2 separate regions of the Homo sapiens genome follow, and region 2 is linked to region 1. A link is a loop called in an ENCODE intact Hi-C map of the cell type or tissue named here. Cell type or tissue: Calu3. All regions are shown on one strand. Each heading gives the region's core, and the rest is flanking DNA. Links, peaks and the distances in the headings are about the cores only.

Region 1 (10,747 bases), core at 963-8,962:
TTATTAATATTGATTTTACTTCTTTGCTAGGAGTGGAACTAATTCAATTAGTTCTAATTATGTGCATAGAGTGGCTGGACTAATCTTTCAGGATGTTGGCCCACTAATTTCATACTACTTTTCCTCACATCCGAGTCAGAGAGGAATATTAAGGCTCTGAAAGTCTGAAATTGTGCAGACCTTTAACAAAGAAAAACAAGGAAAAGGATACAATAATCTGTTAAATAATTTGACAGTGATTTTTCAGATGCAAAATTTTCCAAATCAAATTCTATTTAGCCTTTGCAAGCAGCAACACCAGCAGGGTTTAGAGAACTCTTGTAAGAAGCAAGAGGAAGACTAATGATAACAGAAACAAAGAAGAAATATTGTTAAGTGGCAACAACTACTTTTCGATTTAAAATATCAAAGTGAGATCAAATGAAGTAGGTTTAATAATTTATGTAAAATAAGCTGGACGTTTTGTAGAAATAAGAAGTGCTATGATACTGTCAAAGCAAATTATACCAGATAAACAGGCAGGGAAGACTTTTTTCAAGGTTCTTGCAATAGAGACATAAAACTCATCTGATCTCAACTCTGCTGAAACGAAGAGCAGGATGACAGATCTGAGTCCATCTGTGTGTTAACTGGCTTTACAGAAGCAAAAAGAAAACTTTCTCTTGTCTTCATCATGAGATACTTTTACAGCTTGAAGCAAGATACCCACTTAGGCTCCCACCCTCCCACAGTGACTGGGAGACTGGGGTGCTATCTTCCTTCATGATTTTAAAGGGATGGCTTCCAGGCCCTAGAGGAAGACAGCCCTGGGTGTAAAACTGGCAAGAAGCTTTTAAAATGATTTGCATCTCAACCGGGCTGAGAAAAAATTAACTAGCTTCCTCAAGTAAACACTCTAAGATAAAGAGCAGAAGCCTAGACTCAGGAAGAAGTAGGCCTAAGGTCTAGTCAAGCTGAGAGGAACCAGTAAGACCAGTTTGGTCTGTAAGTTGAAAGAAGGTGAGGTGTTTCCTAGAATACAAAGATTCAGGGTCTTTCTATGGCAATTAAAGCAACAACAATTAAAAAAAAAATCAACCGGAAAACACTAACAGTGAAGTACTTATTTGTGTGTACCTTAATCTTTGTTCACATTTACAGCTGATATTTAGCTTTCGAAAAACGTAACCACCTCTGGTAGAGAGAGTTCTGTAGTGGAAGCCAGGAGATCTGAATACAAGCTGCATCTCTGCCCAGGGACTTACTAGTTAGGAGACTTCGAAAAATTAAAGTTATTACCTCATCTATGAAATGAAAGACTTGGAAAAACTCGGTCTTGGTGATAGTCTCAGGTCTCTTGCTTATTTTATATTTTACAAGCCTATGTTTATGGTCTCTATAGAAATGTTTATAATTATTGTCATCTCATTTAATGGCTAATTTCAACCTAAAATTATTACCCTCGCGTTTTAGGAAAAACTTTGAGTAATTGAACCCTTCTCTACAATTAAATGGCAAGCTAAATAAGGATTAGGTAAAGTCCTCTTCCTCCAGCACACTCTTCCTACCTCCCCAACAAAAACAAACACAAACACAAAACAAAACCCTAAGTCCTTTCCCTCATGCCTCACATACCTATTTTGCCTGAAATTCCTTAAAATCAGATGTCTGCCTGACCTCTTCCTCAGGGTATCAATATAGCCTCAGGAGATGAAGAATCAAAAAGCTTTTGTCAATGGCTATTTAAGACCTTGATGCTACCATCTTTTGTTTTGCACATACACTAAGACATACACAACTGATGGAATTTTATCTATTTGAAACAACCTCCCCATACAACTTTACATTTGACACTTCTGACAGCCAAACCTATTAGGACATTCAAATATGTAAAAGTATTTAAGGGAAGGCTTGCATTAGCTTCCTACATAGTCATCCAGAATTAACCTTTCTCTCTGCATTAATGACAGAGACACAGGTCATTGTGTAGTGTTAACCCTTTTGGAAAAGACAGCTAATCCAGATAAACATGTCTTTAGAAAGTCTGTGAATTTCAGTTTTAGAATAAGCACTGTAGTAAGTCTGAAATTTTATCACGTTGGTGGTTGCTCTAAGAAAATTAATGTTTATAATTAAAGACGCAAACACAATCAGCAAAACGCTAGGTTTATCAAAAATGCTTATTGGAAAAGCCAAATTATTGTAGAAAACATAGTAAAAATAAGTATAGCAATGATGATTATGGGCACTGGTGTAAGCACTTTACCTGTATTAACTCATTTCATCCTAATTTTCAAGGTTGTACATAACAGGAAACAAGGCAAAGAAAGATGAAGTAATTTCCCTTCACACAATTTATAAATAGCAAAATGAGTATTCAAAGCTAGAAGGTCCTATATGTTTTAAGCCCTTTCATACTGTTCATACTGTCAAAATTGCTTTAAGAAAAGTTGTACCAAATTTTAATTCCAATAGCAATGTACCTACATATCTTTATTTTCAACAATATTGAAGTTATTGCAGGGATACTTCGTTTTATTGTGATTCACTTCGTTCCACTTCACAGATATTGCATTTTTTTACAGATGGAAGGTTTATGGCAACCCTGTGTTGACCAAGTGTGTTGGCACCATTTCTCCAACAGCACGTGCTCGCTTCATGTCTCTGCGTCACAATTTTGTTAATTTCCACAATATTTCAAACTTTTTCATTATCGTTATATTGTTACGGTGTTCTAGGATCAGTGATTTTTGATGTTACTACTGTAATCATTTGGGAGCAACACAATCCAGGCCTACAGAAGATGATGAACTTAATTGATAAATGCGTATTCTGACTTTTCCACAGACTGGCCTCTGAGTGTTCAATTGAAAGGAAGAGTCGCATGTCTTTTGCTTTAAATCAAAAGCTAGGAAAGATTAAGCTTAGTGAGGAAGGCACGTTGGAAGCAAAGATAGGCTGAAAGCTAGGCCTGTTGTGCCAAACAGTTGGGAATGAAAAAAAAAAAAAAAGAACCTTAAAGAGAATTAAAACTGCTACTCCAGTGACCACACAAATGATAAGAAAGTAAAACAGCTTTATTGCTGATATGAAGAATGTTTTAATGGTCTAGATAGAAGGCCACACCAGCCACAACATCCCCTTAATCTAAAGCTTATTCCAGAGCAAGGACCTAACTCTCTTCAAATCCATGAAATCAGAGAAAGGTAAAGAAGCTGCAGAAGAAAAGTTTGAAGCTAGCAAAGGTTGATTCATGAGGGTTGAGGAAGCAAGCTACCTCCAAAACATAAAGGTGCAAGGTGAAGCAGCAAGAGCTGATGTAGCAGCTGCAGCAAGTTATCCAGAAGCCCTAGCTTAAGAGAACTGAAGAAAGTGGGTACCCTAAACAACAGATTTTTAATGTTGAAAAACAGCCTTATATTGGAAGAAAATGCCATCTAGGACTTTGACAGCTAGAGAGAAGCAGCCAGTGTTTGCCTTTTAAAGCTTCAAAGGATAGCCTGACTCTTACATTAGAGGCTAATGCAGCTGGTGACTTAAGTTGAAGCCAATGTTCATTTACCCTTCAGAAGGCCCTAGGGTCCTTAAGAATTATGCTAAATCTACCTTGCCTATACGTACAAATGGAACAACAAAGCCTGCATGACAGCACATCTGTTTATAGTATGATTTACAGAAAATTTTAAGCCAATATTTTGAGACTTGACTGTTCAGAAAAAACTGTATTTTTCAAAATATTACTACTCATTGACAACACACCTGGTCACCCAAGAGTTTTGATGGAGCTGTACAAAGAGATTAATGTTGTTTTCATGCCTGCTAACCCAACATCAATTCCATAACTCATGGATGAAGGTGTAATTTCAACTTTCAAGTCTTATTTAAGAAATACATTTTCTAAGAAATAGCCAGAGAGCAAGAATTAGATGTGGAGCCTGAAGATGTGACTGAATTGGTATTATCTTACGGTAATACTCTAATGGATAAGGAGTTGCTTCTTATAGATGTCCAAAGAGAGTGGTTTCTTTTTTGTTAGAAACTATTTATTTATTTATTTATTTATTTAGAGACGGAGTCTCCCTCTGTCGCCCAGGCTGGAGTGCAGTGGCACGATCTCGGCTCATTGCAACCTCCACTTCCCAGGTTCAAATGATTCTCCTGCCTCAGCCTCCCGAGTAGCTGGGAATACAGGTAAGTGCCACCACGCCCAGCTAATTTTTATTTATTTATTTATTTATTTATTTTTAGTAGAGGCGGGATTTCACCGTGTTAGCCAGGATGGTCTTGATCTCCTGACCTCGTGATCCGTCCACCTCGGCCTTCCAAAGTACTAGGATTACAGGTGTGAGCCACTGCGCCCAGCTCAAAAAATTTTTTAATGAGAAAGATTTTATCAGAACAGTTGTACATATTTATGGGATATATATGATATTTCTATACATGCGTACTCTCTATCCCCGTGAGATAATTTGCTAAGCTCCAGCATACAAGTGAAAAACATGCAATATTTGTCTTCCTCTGCCTGGCTTATTGATAGGTAATAATTGTTCATATTTATGATATTCATGTGATATTTTGAGATATGCATAACAATGTGTACTGATTAAATCAGGGTAATTAGGATATCCATCACCTCAAACATTGATCATTTCTCTGTGTTGGGAATATGGCTTCTTGAGATGGAATCTACTCCTGGTCAAGATGCTGTGAACATTGTTGAAATGACAACAATGAATTTAGAATAATACACAAACTTAGTTGATAAAGCATTGGCAGAGTTTGAGAGGATTTACTGCAAGTTTGGAAGAAGTTCTGCTGTGAGTAAAATGCTATCAAACAGCATTGCATGCTACAGACAAATCTTTCATGAAAAAAAGTCAATTGATGCAGCAAACCTCATTACTGTCTTATTTTAAGAAATTTACACAACCGCCCCAACCTTCAGCAACCATCACTCTAATCAGTCGGCAGACATCAATGTCAGGGCAAAACATTCAATTGGCAAAAAGATTATGACTCTCTGAAGGTTCAGGTGACAGTATTTTCTAGCAATAAAGTATTTTCAAATTAAGATACGCACATTATTTTTTAGACATAATGCTATTGCACACTTAATAGACTATAGTGTAAATATAACTTTTATATCCATAGGACAACCAAAAATATCTTGTGGCTCACTGTATTGCAATATTGGCTTTATTGAGGTGGTCTGGAACCAAACCTTCAATATCTCTGAGGCATGCCTGTACTTAATTAAATATTTTGTCAATTTAATTAGCAAAAAGCAGTATTTAATTATTTGAATATGCATTTATTTAATTAATACTAAGTCTGAGCACTAAAAAAAATTATCCTTTTTTCATTTTTAATTGGTTTGTGTCTTAGAACCATTGATTTTCTGTTGAAGTAATGATGCATTAACATATGTGAATATGTTTATGTTAACTATGTATATAGTGGTTATTTATTTTCTTGACCAATTTATATATTCTTGTTCTATTTCTTTCCATATAGCTAAGTGATTAAAAAGGTATCTGTTTAGATTTAACTTAAAAATACTTACTAATTTTTTTTTCAAATTATAATTAGCTGTTATGCACTATCTGTGATTCAGGCTAAACATTATAATTGAATCAATCAGATTCAAAATAAAAAAAAAGAAAATTCCACTGATTAAAATTGAATTCAACTTATACATTAATATGTAAAGAATTAAAATGATGACATAATTCAATTTTAAAACCAAAACATAGCATTTATTTTCATTTTGTCAAGTCTTCGTCCTATTAGTCCTTCACATTTCTTGTAAAAATTGGTTCATAGGAATGAAATAATCTGACTGGCTGTGATGAACATATATACCAGCTACTTATATTTTATTTTTGTTTTGCTATTTAATAACACCACCCTTGTTAAACTCTATATTAATATTTTTCTATTAATTCTATTGCATTGTTCTCGGTATAAAATTATCTGAACTGTTAAATACAGATAGGCTTGATCTTTGCTTTCCAGTAAGCATACATTATTTTTATATATCTTCCAGCTTGGTGTCCAATATTGATCATATTATTGATTCTGTGAAAATTTTGTCTGTAGTATCACTTTTATACATTATGTTAGAGTTTGAGACTTACATTAAGTTTATCATGAATTTTTTTCTCATTTATTATCATATATTATAGATTTGCTAGCCTGAGAAGGGAACCTGATATCTTCATTCGTCATATGCTCTGAGGAGATTTTTTTTTTTTAGTATAGTGGATATAGTAAATGGATAGTTTGCAGTAGTCAGGGATTCTTCCTTTACCAAAGTAACTCTGCAACAGTTATTCCTAAGACATTGCTGCAAGGAAACTTCTAGGCTCTTCTCTTTCTATTGCCAACGTAGCAACTACATAAACATGTCTGCCCTTGATAGTATTGCCTGTGAAGGTACTCAAAGAGCAGATTTAAGAAAGGAAGTGATGGTTATGAATCGGGAAAGAGTGAGGAAAAGGGAAAACAGTCCTTTTGGCCTTAGAAACGTGCCTCCTTTTGGTAAAGGAAATGACTTCTGAGTTTAGGATCCAAAGTTATGCTAACTGAGCTGCAATTTCCTACCTTCACTCCCTGGGTGACCACATGTTTTCTCCTTAATGGTTCATTCTTACTTTAAGGAGTGGAAATCCCTTCTGAGGTTTGAAAAATTATTGAACGCCGAAACATTGCTTCTTTCCTTGTGTTTCCCTGAGGAATTCAATGAGAAATACCTGAGTGTAAAGCAATCCCTGCTTGCTTTCTGTTTAAACCAAAATATTTAGCATAAACACAATGCTTTAGCCTATTACAATTGTGTGTTTCTTGAGTTTGAAGATTTCTGTCTTTAAAATGAATTAATATTTTCTCTGTTATTTTGCCTCTTTCTCTAATCCTCTGGACTACAATCTCATGTTTCTTCAGTTTCACAGCAAATATGTACATTTTTTTTTTCCTTAGCGGGGCTTCTCCAAGATTATTATCCGTGCTATTGTGGTTTAAGACTGTGAGATTGGACTGACTTACTGTCATTTTTCAGAACACTGCTGACGGTGCTAAGGAATGGTAACTCACAAATTACTTCTGTGTCAGAAGATGGAAAAAAATGTTAAGTCAATTTCTTAAATTAATTAAGAGATAACGTTGATATAGGAATAGGCTAGTGCCACAGATAATTATCACTTGAAATTACATAGTCACAAAGGCCAGTTAAGGAACCAAATATAGCTAATGAGAAAATTTAATTGATAATGCTTCAAGCTGCTGGTCCTGCTTTTTTTCTAGTTAAATAACAACAAAGAAACAAAAACAACAACAAAACAGAGCAGTGGGCTAATTTTATATTAGAAAGCTCCTCTGGATCTCAGTTGAGGTTTATTTTGTTTTTAGCTACATGAATTCTCTTCTTTTTCCACCTCCTCTATATGTATTTAGCTTGTTAATTATTTTTTCAATGAAATGTAGTGTCTTCCACTTTTTAAGAATTCTGAAACTCGAAATAGAGAAATTTCTATACTTTAAAATTTCTGGTTTAAAAAGAAAAAGAAATTCAATCATGCCTGTAATCCCAGAACTTTGGGAGGCCGAGGCGGGTGGATCACGAGGTCAGGAGTTCAAGACCAGCCTGGCCAAGATGGTGAAACCCCGTCTCTACTAAAAATACAAGAATTAGCCAGGCGTGGTGGCAGGCGCCTGCAATCCCAGCTACTGAGAAAGCTGAGGCAGAGAATAGCTTGAACCCAGGAGGTAGAGGTTGCAGTGAGGCAAGATCGCGCCACTGCACTGCAACCTGGGGGACAGAGTGAGACTCCATCTCAAATAAATAAATAAATAAGTGAAATTCAAGTTTTTGTCTTTCACATTTTCTTTTTTGTAATAGACTATATAATCAATATATTCTGACTGCTCTTCCTGTAGAAAACATCTAAAAATTCTGGTTAAAATATAAGATTTTCTTCTGAAAATTAATTGCCAAGCAGGCAACATAGTAAGGAATTTTTATAGCTGAAAAAACAAAACAAAACAAACAAACAAACAAACTGAGAACAGGAACCAAGAGAGATAAGAGTGTTTCTGAAGCTACTTATCATTTTGAAGGCATTTTCCAATGCCCTGTAACTTTAAATTTGGTTTTCCAAGCACCACCTAGCAGGGATAAGAGAAAACCTAGAGTTAATTAATATAGGGAGAATAATAGGAGACACAGGCATAAAATCTCACCAAGGGAGCTGGAAATAATCCTGTTCTTTTCATACCTGGAGATAGAAGAAGGAGGAAAATGAGGGGAAGAATAAACAAGAGGAAGAGAAGAAGAAGAAAGAAAGAAAAAATGCACACCTCAAATAATCTGTTTTCAGAATTCGTGCTCACAATCTGATCCTTATAAGGGTCTACAGCCTAAAATTTACATTTGTTGCTTACACTGAAATAATTCAAAATGGAAAATTTATTTTAAAGCAGTACTACACTGATTGATAGTGTCCCTTGGCCCCTAGCAGAAGAAAACACAAATCCTCTTTGGAGAAATTCACACACTAAACTCATGCCTCAAAAACATCAGCTCGTAGGGTCAAAATTATAAAAGCAGAAGGAAATAAGGCCCCACAAATGAAATAGAAACAACTGAAAACCGTATCAGCTCAATATAAGACTTCAAGTATTGGAATTATCAGATTCAGAATATTTATAAATAATATTCAATTGTATAAAAATATAGAAATGGAAAACAACAGTTGGATAATGGAGAAAGAGGCCATAAAAATGTTCAGCCAAACTTGAAAGATATCTATATACTACTTCAAGATATGAAAAACATAACTAAAATTATAAATATACCACAGTATTAAACAATGTATCAAAGAATCCTCAAGATAAGTAATAAACTGAAATATAGATCTGAAAAAAATTAAAAATGCAGCACAGAGGGAGAAAATAAGCAAACTATGAAAGTCATGGTACCTAAAAAGTAAGGTTTAGTACTCTATCACTCCCTCTTGACACTTCACCTTCTCTGCAAATCGCTTTGCAAAATAAATTTATAAATGTTAAATTTAATAAAATATCATATGCTATCACTATTTACATATGCCAGCATTATAAAAGCTTGTGTGACACTGTGACATATTCACAAGAGCAAACTCTTATCAATAATATACTGTTAATCTACCCACATACATGGACAACTCTCAGACTACTAAATAAAGCAATAAGATTATTATTTTAAATGGTGAGGAAAACAAAGAGATTTCAAAGAAAAGCAGCAAATGTTATTAACAGGATAGAGTAATTTTTAAAAATTGTATAATATTTATATTTATAAAATTTTACCTATTAAAGTATTAATTAATATTATCTACTCTGTCCCTCCCAAATGAACTCCTATTGAATTCCCAAGTCAAATGTCATTTTTGTAATGAAGGTATCCAATTCAACTTTTTTGAATTTATTACTTCCTTCAGTTTTGTCACTGTCCACATTGTTGGTTAATAACACATGTCTCTTCTGCTAAATTGGAGCTCTCCGTAAGACAGGAGACTGCAAGCTTTGATCATGAAGTAGAACTATCCCTCATGCCTAAAGAAAGAGCTATAGAAGGGTTACTTTTCACTATACCAAGGATCATGCAACTCCATTGAGAAGCTCCTTAATAAGCCATTCCTTTTTATAATTACAAGATTTAAGCCCACCATTAAAAAGAAATTCCTCCATCAGCCTTTCTACCTTTGGGTATTTTAATGGTTATGGCCAGTGTCATCTTGGGTACCCCCTGGTGAAGTCTTTTTGTTAAATCTGTAACTATCTCATCCAAATGCCAAGGGGCACAAGTCTAAATCCTTTGCCCCTTTCAATATTCCTTACCTCACCAATTGATACCACCAACCCCCAAGTTGATTGAGTCTAAAAATTGCAGTTATCCTAGATTCCTTTGCCTTCCGTATGAACAAAACAATTCTTTCTATGTTAAAAAAAAAAAAAAGTATCTTGATGTGGACTATTTTGGACTATGATATGAATGAGAAATAAACTAAATTTTTTTTTTTTTTTTTTGAGGTAAGGTCTGCCTCTGTTGCCCAGGCTGGAGTACAGTGTTGTGGTCTTGGCTCACTGCTGCCACCATCCCCCCTAGGCTCAAGCCATCCTCCCACCTCAGCCTCCTGAGTAGCTGAGACTACAGGTGTGTGCCACCACACCTGGCTAATTTTAAAATTTTTTGTAGAGATGAGGTTTCGCCATGTTTCCCAGGCTGATCTCAAACTCCTGGGCTCAAGTGATCTACCCTCCTTGGCCTCCTGAAGTACTGGGATTACAGGTATGGGCCACTTTGCCCAGCAGAGAAATCAACTTTTATTATATTAAGCTATTAAAATTTGTGATTGATTTTAGAGCAACTGACCTATCTTGATTTATATACCCTCACCAAATAATAATCTAGTAGAATTATAATATAATGTAATAATGTCTTACCATGTTTTGCCGTTCTTTTAGTTTCAGAATATAATTACTCCACCATAGAGTGTGGTATTAGAACTCGTAAACTGAAGCCAAAATCACATAACAGGAAGTAAATGTCATTTTATAAAATGAGGCCAAAATTTACATGGAAAAGGAAGTCATAGAAATGTAGGATCATAGTTTACTAGAGACTTAAAAAAAAACTCGTTAAATCAGTTATTTTTAAGCTGTTTCTCATTTTCTGAAATTGTAATAAGAATCTGTTTTATGTCTAAATCTGCTTTGTGCAGCTTTATAC
Region 2 (10,747 bases), core at 901-8,900, 71 kb after region 1:
TGGATACCACACCTGACCCTCATGATTGTATCTCTCTGATCCACCTGACATTCACCTCATTTCCCCATATTTCCTTCTTTCCTTTTTCTCACCCTGATCACATTTAGTTTATTGGTGGCAGTTCCACCAGGCCTAATCGCCACTCACCAGCAAAGGCAGGCTATGCTATAGTATCTTCCACATCTATCATTGAGGCTACCGCTTTGCCCCCCTCCACTACCTCTCAGCAAGCCAAATTAGTTGCCTTAACTCAAGTCCTCACTCTTGAAAAAGGACTACGCGTCAATATTTACACTGACTCTAAATATGCCTTTCATATTCTGCACCATCATGCTGTTATATAGGCTGAAGGAGGTTTCCTCACTACGCAAGGGTCCTCCATCATTAATGCCTCTTTAATAAAAACTCTGCTCAAGGCGGCTTTACTTCCAAAGGAAGCTGCAGTCATTCACTGCAAAGGCCATCAAAAGGCGTCAGATCCCATTGCTCTAGGCAACGATTATGCTGATAAGGTGGCTAGACAAGCAGCTAGATTTCCAACTTCTGTCCTTCACGGCCAGTTTTCCTCCTTCGTATCAGTCACTCCCACCTACTCCCCCGCTGAAACTTCCACCTATCAATCTCTTTTCCACACAAGGCAAATGGTTCTTAGACCAAGGAAAATATCTCCTTCCAGCCTCACAGGCCCGTTCTATTCTGGTGTCATTTCATAACCTCTCATGTAGGTTACAAGCCGCTAGCCTGTCTCTTAGAACCTCTCATTTCCTTTCCATCCTGGAAATCTATCCTCAAGGAAATTACTTCTCAGTGTTCCATCTGCTATTCTACTACCCCTCAGGGATTGTTCAGGCCTCCTCCCTTTCCTACACATCAAGCTCAGGGATTTGTCCCTGCCCAGGACTAGCAAATTGACTTTACTCACATGCCCTGAGTCGGAAAACTAAAATACCTCTTAGTCTAGGTAGACACTTTCACTGGGTGGGTAGAGGCCTTTCCCACAGGGTCTGAGAAGGCCATCGCTGTCATTTCTTCCCTTCTGTCAGACATAATTCCTCGGTTTGGCCTTCCCACCTCTATACAGTCCGATAGCAGACTGGCCTTTATTAGTCAAATCAGCCAAGCATTTTTTCAGGCTCTTGGTATTCAGTGAAACCTTTATATCCCTTACGGTCCTCAGTCTTCAGGAAAGGTAGAACGGACTAATAGTCTTTTAAAAACACACCTCACCAAGCTCAGCCACCAACTTAAAAAGGACTGGACAATACTTTTACCACTTTGCCTTCTCAGAATTCAGGCCTGTCCTCGGAATGCTACAAGGTACAGCCCATTTGAGCTCCTGTATAGACGCTCCTTTTTATTTGGCCCCAGTCTCATTCCAGGCACCAGGCCAACTTAGACTGTGCCCCAAAAAACTTGTCATCCCTACTATCTTCTGTCTAGTCATACACCTATTCACCGTTTTCAACTACTCATACATGCCCTGCTCTTGTTTACACTGCCAGTTTACACTGTTCCTCCAAGCCATCACAGCTGATATCCCCTGGTGCTATCCGCAAACTGCCACTCTTAACTCTTAAAGTAAATAAATAATCTTTGCTGGCAGGACTATGCTGAATCTCCTTCGCACTCTCTAATTAAATGTCCTAGGTCCTCCCAATTCTTAGACCTTTAATACCTGGTTTTCTCCTTCTCTTATTCCATTTTTCAATTCATACAAAACCGTATCCAGGCCATCACCAATAATTCTAAATGACAAATGTTTCTTCTAACAACCCCACAATATCACCCCTTACCACAAAATCTTCCTTCAGCTTAATCTCTCCCACTCTAGGTTCCCACGCCACCTCTAATCCCGCTGGAAGTAGCCCTGAGAAACATCGCCCATTATCTCTCCATACCACCCCTAAAAATTTTCACTGTCCCAACACTTTACCACAATTTCATTTTATTTTTCTTATTAATATAAGAAGTCAGGAATGTCAGGCCTCTGAGCCCAAGCTAAGCCATCATATCCCCTGTGACCTGCAGGTACACATCCAGATGGCCAGTTCCTGCCTTAACTGATGACATTCCACCACAAAACAAGTGAAAATGGCCTGTTCCTGCCTTAACTGATGACATTCCACCACAAAACAAGTGAAAATGGCCTGTTCCTGCCTTAACTGATGACATTATCTGGTGAAATTCCGTCTCCTGGCTCATCCTGGCTCAAAAGCTCCCCTACTGACCACCTTGTGACCCCCACCCCTGCCTGCCAGAGAATAACCCCCCTTTTTCCTTTACCTACCCAAATCCTATAAAACAGCCCCACCCCTATCTCCCCTCACTGACTCTCTTTTTGGACTCAGCCCACCTGCACCCAGGTGAAATAAACAGCCTTGCTGCTCACACAAAGCCTGTTGGGTGGTCTCTTCACACGGACGTGCATGAAAACTTTGAAGCAGGCATTTTGCTGTATTATCTCAATAACATTTTTATAACATGTTGAGGTAGATCTTACGTTCATTTTACAAATGAGAATACTAAGATGTGGAGAGCTTAACCAATTTAAGCCTGAAGTTACAATTTAATAGCAGGAAGGTGGACAAACGTTTTTTCCGTTCTCCAATTCCTACTGCCTCCTAAACATGTTTTACAGACATGGGCCTCTTAACAATGGGACATGCCCTGAGAAATGCATCACTAGGCAATTTCTTTGTTATGTGAACATTACAGTGTACCTACACAAACTTAGAAGGTATAGCTTACTACATACCTAGGCTATATGGTAGAGCCTATTCCTACTAGGCTACAAATTTGGAAACATGTCATTCTACTGAATACTGCCGGCAATTACAACGCAATGGTAGTTGTGTATTTAAACGTGTCTACACATAGAAAAGCTACAATAAAAATAACAGTATTATAATCTTACGGGACCATCATCATATAAGCAGCGCATTCCTGACTGAAATGTTGGTTAGGCAGTACATCACTGTATTTCTTTCATTCTTAGAAAATGAAGTGAAGGGGAATATAATTTATTTTCATATACCTACCTCTTCTCAACAAGTTCCTTATATTTTTTGGCCATAGGGGAAGATTCTAATATTCACATCTGAATATCAATTACCTTTAAGCAAAATATAGTGTCTTCATAACCCAGAACTTGAAAAATCACAAAACTTGTTTTCCTGGTACATTGTGTCAGGCCTCTGAGCCCAAGCTAAGCCATCATGTCCCCTGTGACCCACATGTACACATCCAGATGGCTGGTTCTTTCCTTAACTGACGACATTCCACCACACAACAAGTGAAAAATGGCCTGTTCCTGCCTTAACTGATGACATTATCTTGTGAAATTCCTTCTCCTGGCTCATCCTGGCTCAAAAGCTCCCCTGCTGAGCACCTCGTGACCCCCCCACTCCTGCCTGCCAGAGAACAACCCCCCTTTGACTGTAATTTTCCTTTACCTACCCAAAACTTATAAAACGGCCCCACCCCTATCTCCCTTCACTGACTCTTTTCGGACTCAGCCCGCCTGCACCCAGGTGAAATAAACAGCCTTGTTGCTCACAAAAAGCCTGTTTGGTGGTCTCTTCACACGGACACGACTGAAACATTGTTTTGTAATATATAATATTTAATACTTTTGGACTATGCCATAACTAGTATATTTTATTCCCTTGACAATTCTATTCATGATTTTTTCCCCTGAAATGTTTTCCATCATTGAAACACTCTTGGACCTATGATTTTTTTATCAGGCACAATGGTATCCTCTTCATTACTTAGTTGGCAAAAGTGTTATTAACGAAGCGCAATAAAAGTAATTTTAGGACATTTATTGCTAAACTAGTCACTTTTTTGTGCCATTGAAATAACAACTGAGACTTAAATTACTTTGTTAGGGGAACTTTTGATATACAAGTAATTTATAATTTCTTAAAAGTCCTTAGTCAAAATAAGGCAAATTATCTACGTACTAATTAAGCTAATTGAACATTAAAGATTAAAATAACTTTTAGACTACCTAATCTTTAGATTATTTTAAAAGATCACTGTTACATGAAGCTAAAAGAACATGATAGTTTACTAAGGACAACTAAAACCAGATTTAAATTAGTATATTCATAAAGGTATCTTTTTAAAAATATAAAAATGTAACACACTTCAAATAATACTCGCCGCAACCTTTCAGATAATTTTTAATGCACCAGATTTATTTACCATTTCAAAAGATCACGATATAGGCAGATACCTTAAAAATTCTCTGGGGGCAAACAAATCAGTATATATTAGATGTACAGGGACTGCAGCCAAGACAGGCATGAGTTCCTAGGTTATAAATATCATCTTTATAAAAAGTGGGTATTTTATAGGACATCCAAGTAACACCGACTTATAAAAGCAAACACTGTACTTAAAATGTTGGCCACATATGAAAGAATAGCTGAAGGCTTTAGGGGATTGAAGAATGGATAAACTCAACCAACTAAAAACACATTACTCATCCCTCAGAACCAAAATACAGGAAAAAAAAAAATACAACAGGTTCGCACAACATCCAGAAAAGTTCAGGGAATATGAAGTGTTTCTTGGCACCCAGTTCTCGCTGTTTTAAAATCCGTCCCTTCGTTGTTGGCTAGGCCTCTCTCCAGGGAAACTAGCCGGGGCAAGAGGCAGGGGAACTGTACATGTGGGAGGTCCTGAGGGCCCTTGCACCCACTCGACCTCCACCAAGCGGATGGCCAAGCGCCACCCGGAAGTGTCCACTGGTGGGGGCGGGAAGGCACCGTAGTCCAAGGTATCCGCGGGCAGGGAGCGGGCCAGGGCGTGCGCGAGGTCGGGGGTAGCTGGGAACGGAGGAGGAGGGGCCCGCTCGAGGCTCCGCCTCTCACCGGCTGCGGCCTCGGCTACAGCCAGGGCCCAGAGGGCTCCGAGTCCCGGGAGCGGAGGCCGGAGTCGGGTTCCTGTAGAGGCTGCTCCTCCTTGTCCCCGCTCGGACGTGGTCCCCGCTGCTCGAGGTGCAGCTGCAGCAGGGCCCGGCGGTACATGGCTTCCAGCTTCTCAAGTCGGGCCCTCAGGGCCCTGGGGCTGCCCGGCTCGTCCTCTCGGCCGCTGTCTCTAGCCCTCCGGTTCGTGCTGGCCTCTTCAGGGACCCGGCGTGCCTCCGCGGGCGTCCCGTTGCCGCCTTCGCCGGGGAGCCGCAAAGCCTGACGGAAGAGGCTGCGGTTCTCGCGCTTCAGCCGCCGGTTCTCGAGCCGCAGCCGGGCGTTCTCCTGACGCAGCCGCGCGTTCTGCCGGTCCCACTCGTCCCGCGCACGGATGGCCTCCAAGTGGCTCGCCGCCAGGTCGGCAAACCGCTCCTCCAGCTGCTGTCGGGCGCCGTCCGCGCGGCCTCGCCAGCCCACGCCGCCGCCGCCGCCGCTGGGGCTGCCCCCACCACGAGCCCGGCCGGAGCGGCCTGGCCCTCGGCCGTCCGCAGCACCGTCCCCGCCGCAGCAACTCCCGCGCCTAGTGGCGCCACCACGCATGCGCCACATCGGTCCCATCCCAACCGCGCCGCCAGCCCCGTGGGCTGAGGGGCCGCGCGGCCAGGCGCGGGCAAGTTCGGGGCTGGCAGGGCGGCCGGGGTGACGACGGAGGAGGAGAGGAGGTCGCGGGCGGCGGCTGCTGGCTTAGAGCCAAAGGAGGCCGGGAATTTGCCCAGACTGAGGCGTGTCCTGTCTCCTGTGGTGGAGCTGCCCCCTGGGCCTGCTCTCTCCAGGCTGCGCTGACACACAGTTCCCCCGGGGAGTGCTTTGCTGTTCAGCCCTCCGGCTGCGCGGGAAAAAGCGTGTATCCTCAGCTGAGTTGTGCCAGGGCGCTTCCGTGCAGGCCTGGGCACTGCAGGAACTAGCCGTCCTCGCCCGCTCCGGAGTGCAACCACCAGTGGTTACTTTGCTCTTTACACGGCATTCTCAAAACTAATGATAATAGAATGATCGGTTCTGAGACAAAGCTATGGGGCAAGTTGAAAAGCTCTAAGTGCTTCATTTAAAACCCAGTGGTTTAACCCACCCCTATGTTTAATAAAACATTAAACAGAATTGGGCTGAGTACCTGTCATGGGGTTTCCCGGTGGAAACACCTGGCTCTCCAAAGAATGCAGTCAATTCCCAATTTGTGAACAGCCAGGAATTCACTCTGTAAATTGTTCAGAACGCTATAGAAACTAGGTCATACTTAGTTGATTTGTTCAGGCCAACCCCCAAAAGCTATGAAACAAGAAGTGCTCTGTTTATTGAAGAAACTGAATACTTAGTTCCAAAGTTTCTGGGATCAAGGATGTACATCTCATTGAATGAATCATTCCTTCTTGTAGGGTCTCAACCTACATAGTAACTGGATGATTGCAAAGTAATTTAAGGATTAGGTACTGACGCCAGAATCTCTTAAGCAAGTATGCCCTAGCAAGAATCTACATGTCTAACAGGGTCCCAGAGAATTCTCAGGATAACCAAAATTTCCAAACCACTGGAGCAAGTAACGAACAAGAAAAACATATAAGTACATACATGGGGTCTTCATTGACAAGTACAAATAAGGGGAAAATATTTGCTCAATTTTTTTGTACTTTTATTTTGTTAGGCAAGATCTTAAGAGACCACAACACCAAATGTGTTCTCAATTATCTCATTTTATCACATGAAAGATATAATTTTGGAATTTCAAAAAATATAAATTTAGTTTTAAGAAGGACCACATTCCAGGCCGGGCGTGGTGGCTCACGCCTGTAATCCTAGCACTTTGGGAGGCCGAGGCGGGAGGATCACAAGGTCAGGAGATCAAGACCATCCTGGCTAACACAATGAAACCCCGTCTCTACTAAAAATACAAAAATTAGCCGGGCGTGGTGGCACGGGCCTGTAGTCTCAGCTACTCGGGAGGCTGAGGCAGGAGAATCACTTGAACCCGGGAGGCAGAGTTTGCAGTGAGCTGAGATTGCGTCATTGCACTCCAGCCTGGGCGACAGAGCAAGGCTCCTTTTCAAAAAAAAAAAAAAAAAAAAAAAGGAGCATATCATTCTTGAGATGGGAGTTTCGCTCTTGTTGCCTAGGCTGGAGTGCAATGGCGCCATCTCTGCTCACTGCCACCACCACCTTCCGGGTTCAAGAGACTCAAGAAGGACTGTATCATTCTTAATTTACATTAAGGTTGAGGCTGCAAGACTGCTGTGAGCTATGATCACACCATTGTACTCCATCCTGGGCGACAAAAGGAGACCTATCTCAAAAAATAAGGAAGGGGGAAGGGATGAAGAGAGGGAGAAAGGGAAGTTTGGAAGAAAAGGAAAGAAAAAAATGTGGAAAAAATCGATCCAACAAAAAGGTATTAAGACTCATAAAGACTGTCTTATGTAGCAGTGAACATTTGTCTTATGATTTGTTAATGGAGAGTCCACCAATCTTTCAAATACGACATAGAGACAATGTCATTTCTAAGTTGAAAGTGGAGTTGAGACAACAGAGTGATTAAAATGATTAGTACTAAAAGTATATACTTGTATTTATTTTAATTTACCTAGAATAATATGTCAAGAATCATATACTCGAAGATGAAAATTACAGCTTTTCTGAGGATGGTAGCACAAAGAGTAAAAATGCTTCTCCACACTGTAGTTTGTTAATGGTCTACATATAAAAATATTACTGGGCAAATAATATGTACCTATATATGAAAATAAAATGGAAAAAATTTGGAAAATATACGGAACTGATCAAATTTAAAAGAAATGCAAGACTACAATAATACTTAAAACATATAGAATAAGTATATAAGTGCTTGATTAGAAAAATAAAAGGTAGATAGATACCTGTGCTGCTTTTTAAGACTGGGGGCTTCTGAACAGTAAAATTGCTTGCTTGCTAAATAGAAGAAAGTCTTAAAGGACATAGGTCACTCTTTTCTGACAACTGGTTCATCATTGTTCCTTAAGCTACTCTTGCTCAAGAAAAAGAATTCTGCTATAAAAAGAATTCTGTTTAAACAGTTTTAAAACTAAAAAGAAAAGGACTACTTGCACTTTGCATTTAGGAAACTCTAAGACCAAAGATTATTTCCTGACTAAGGTTACGAAGTTTGAAGTAAAAGAACAGAAAAATGCAAGTACAGCAGCCCCTCTTATTTGTAGGGATACATTCCAAGATCCTCAGTGAATGCCTGAAACCTTGGATGGTAATGAACCCTGTATACACATACAGTCTTCCTTCTGTATTGGTGGGTTCCACACTGGTAGACAATCAACCACAGATCAAAAATATTTTTAAATAAAAATACAATTAAAAAAACAAAAATACAGTGTAACAACTATTTACATAGAATTTACAGGGCTTTGGTTAGTAATCTAGAGAGGATTTAAAGTATATGGGAGGATGTGTGTAGGTTGTATGCAAATACTATGACATTTTATATAAGGTCCTTGAGCATATTATCAAGAGTCCTGGATCCAATCCCCCAAGGATGCTGAGGGACAATTGTACCATGTTTTTTTTCCAGTTGATAACTGACATAGCCGCTGAGTGACCGATGGGTGAGTAGGGTCAACAGCATAGATGCAGTGGACAAAGATGATTCACATTCCTATCAGGATGGAAATGGTGAGAGACTTCATTACATTACTCAGAATAGTGCACACTTTAAAACTTACGAAATGTTTTTCTTTCCTGGGACTTTCCATTTAATATTTTTGGCCAGGGATGACTGCAAGTAACTTGAACCGTGGAAAGAGAAACCTCAGATAAGGGGGAGACTACTGTTAAGTAATTTGGAATGCTTAGTTTTTCTATTTCCCCAAAACAACCCTTTTTTTCTTTTTGAAAAGGGACATTTTTGTAAGTATTTAGTCTCCATGCCTTCTAACACAAAACCAATGCCCTTCTCTAATTATCTGACAACTTAAGTATCTTATTCTAAAATTGATCTGCCTCCTATCTTAGGTAAAATAAAAAATAAAAACATAAGTTTACAATCATCATGCTTCTTAAAATAATGCCTCAAACCAACATTTTTGAGAATACGGCTGTTAAAAAAAGCTGCCAGCAAATTGGAGCCGGGACTGTTTTCTGCCTTGCACTTCATGCAGATATTTAGTATTTCTTACAACCATCTTTGAATAATAGCTGTTGAATTTATTGCCCCTTCCTTGTATCCCTCAAACAAGTTGTTCTTTCCAGATACTGTAGCTGTTACATATTTCTAGATGTTGGCTTAAGAGGACCTATAGGTTGTTTCTTGTCTTCTTAGTTGATTTCTAATATTTTATTATCATGTTCATTTAACTCTCGTTTGCCCATTTTGAATCATATTTCTTATAAAGTAAGTCAAACGTTAAGGTAATCTGTGGCACATTTCACACTGAACACGTCATCTCACATTCAATTTCTCTTTGTTGCTTTTCTCTTTATAACATTGTATAATATTGCACCAAATGAATTCTGGAAAACAAGTTTGATCAAGTTCAATAAATAACAGTGTTATACTCAGTAGTCTGGCATTTAGGGCTATACACAATGTGGATGACCTGAGTATCTCTGTGCTTACCTTCCATTACTTTCCTGCTGGTCTGTTCACTCTCCTACCAAGAGTCCTCACATTCTTTTGTCTAGGAGTTTGGTTGTAATGTATTACTATAGACTGACTACTGTAGGTCCAAAATTCATGAGTTGAACCCCTGACCACCAATGTGTTGGTATTTGGAGATGGAGCTTTGGAAAGTGATAAAGTTTGGATACATGTCCCCACCAAATCTCACGTTGAATTCTAATCCCCAAATTTGGATGTGGGGCCTAGTGGGAGGTGAATGGATCATGGGGGCAGATTTCTCATGAATGGCTTAGGACCATCCCCTTGGTGCTATCTTTGCAATTGTGAGTGAGTTCTTGTGAGATCTAGTTGTTTAAAAGTGTGTAGCACCTTCCCCGTCTCTTTCTTGCTCCTGTTTTTGCCATGTGAGTGCCTACTCCCTCTTTGCCTTCCACCACTACTAAAAGCTTCCTGAGACCTCCCGTAAGCAAATGCCAGCACTGTGTTACCTGTACAGCTTGCAGAACTGTGAGCCAGCTTCTTTTCTTCAAAATTACCCAGTCTCTGGTATTTTTTTTTTATAGCAATGCAAAAATGGCCTTATACAGAAAATTGGTACCAAGGAGTGGGACATTGCTAAAAAGATACCTAAAAATATGGAAAGAGCTTTGGAACTGGGGAACAGGCAGAGGGTGGAAGACTTTGGAGGGCTCAGAAGAAGAGAGGAAGATGAGGGAAACTTTGGAACTTCTTAGAGACTGGTTAAAATGGTTGTAACTAAAATTCTGATAGTGATATGGACGAGGAATCCAGGCTGAGAAGGTCTCAGATGGAAATGAGGATCTTACTGAGAACTGAAGCAAATATCACGTGTGTTATGCCTTAGCAGAGAACTTGGTTGCATTATGCCCTTGCCCAAGGTATCTGAGGAAGTTTGAATATGAGAATGAAGATTTAGTGTATCTGGTGGAAGAAATTTCTAAGGAGCAAAGCATTCAAGATGTGGCCTGACTGCTTCTAATGACCTATACTCAGATGCAGGAACAAGTAAAGTATAGGATGCAGGAGCAAGTAAAGTAAAGGAGTAAGTTGGAATATATATTAAAATGGAAGCACAGTTTGGAAGATTTGCGGCCTGGCCATATGGCAGAGAAAGAAAAAGCTTTTTCAGGAGATGAATTCAGCTGGGATGTGAAGCAAC

The links. Peaks named below come from ENCODE experiments on the same cell type or tissue, not always from the same donor. Only the 100,000 strongest peaks of a DNase experiment are listed, where the experiment ranks them.
Region 2: a loop joins it to region 1, with 2.6 times the contacts of the local background. A loop is called at or near these places in 2 of 110 quality-filtered maps.

What each region holds. Positions count from the first base shown.
Region 1 is chr9:25,601,646-25,612,392 of GRCh38, forward strand. No RefSeq gene overlaps it. Among named protein-coding and RNA genes, the nearest start is that of TUSC1, 71 kb to the right of the region's middle. In Calu3, for the core only: no CTCF peak of the experiment used is centred there; no DNase peak of the experiment used is centred there.
Region 2 is chr9:25,672,788-25,683,534 of GRCh38, forward strand. TUSC1 (tumor suppressor candidate 1) reads right to left here and starts at 5,657. Exons shown (of 1, transcript NM_001004125.3): 1 at 4,182-5,657. The coding sequence starts at 5,525. The coding sequence ends at 4,896. In Calu3, for the core only: no CTCF peak of the experiment used is centred there; DNase peaks (open chromatin) are centred at 4,854 and 5,654.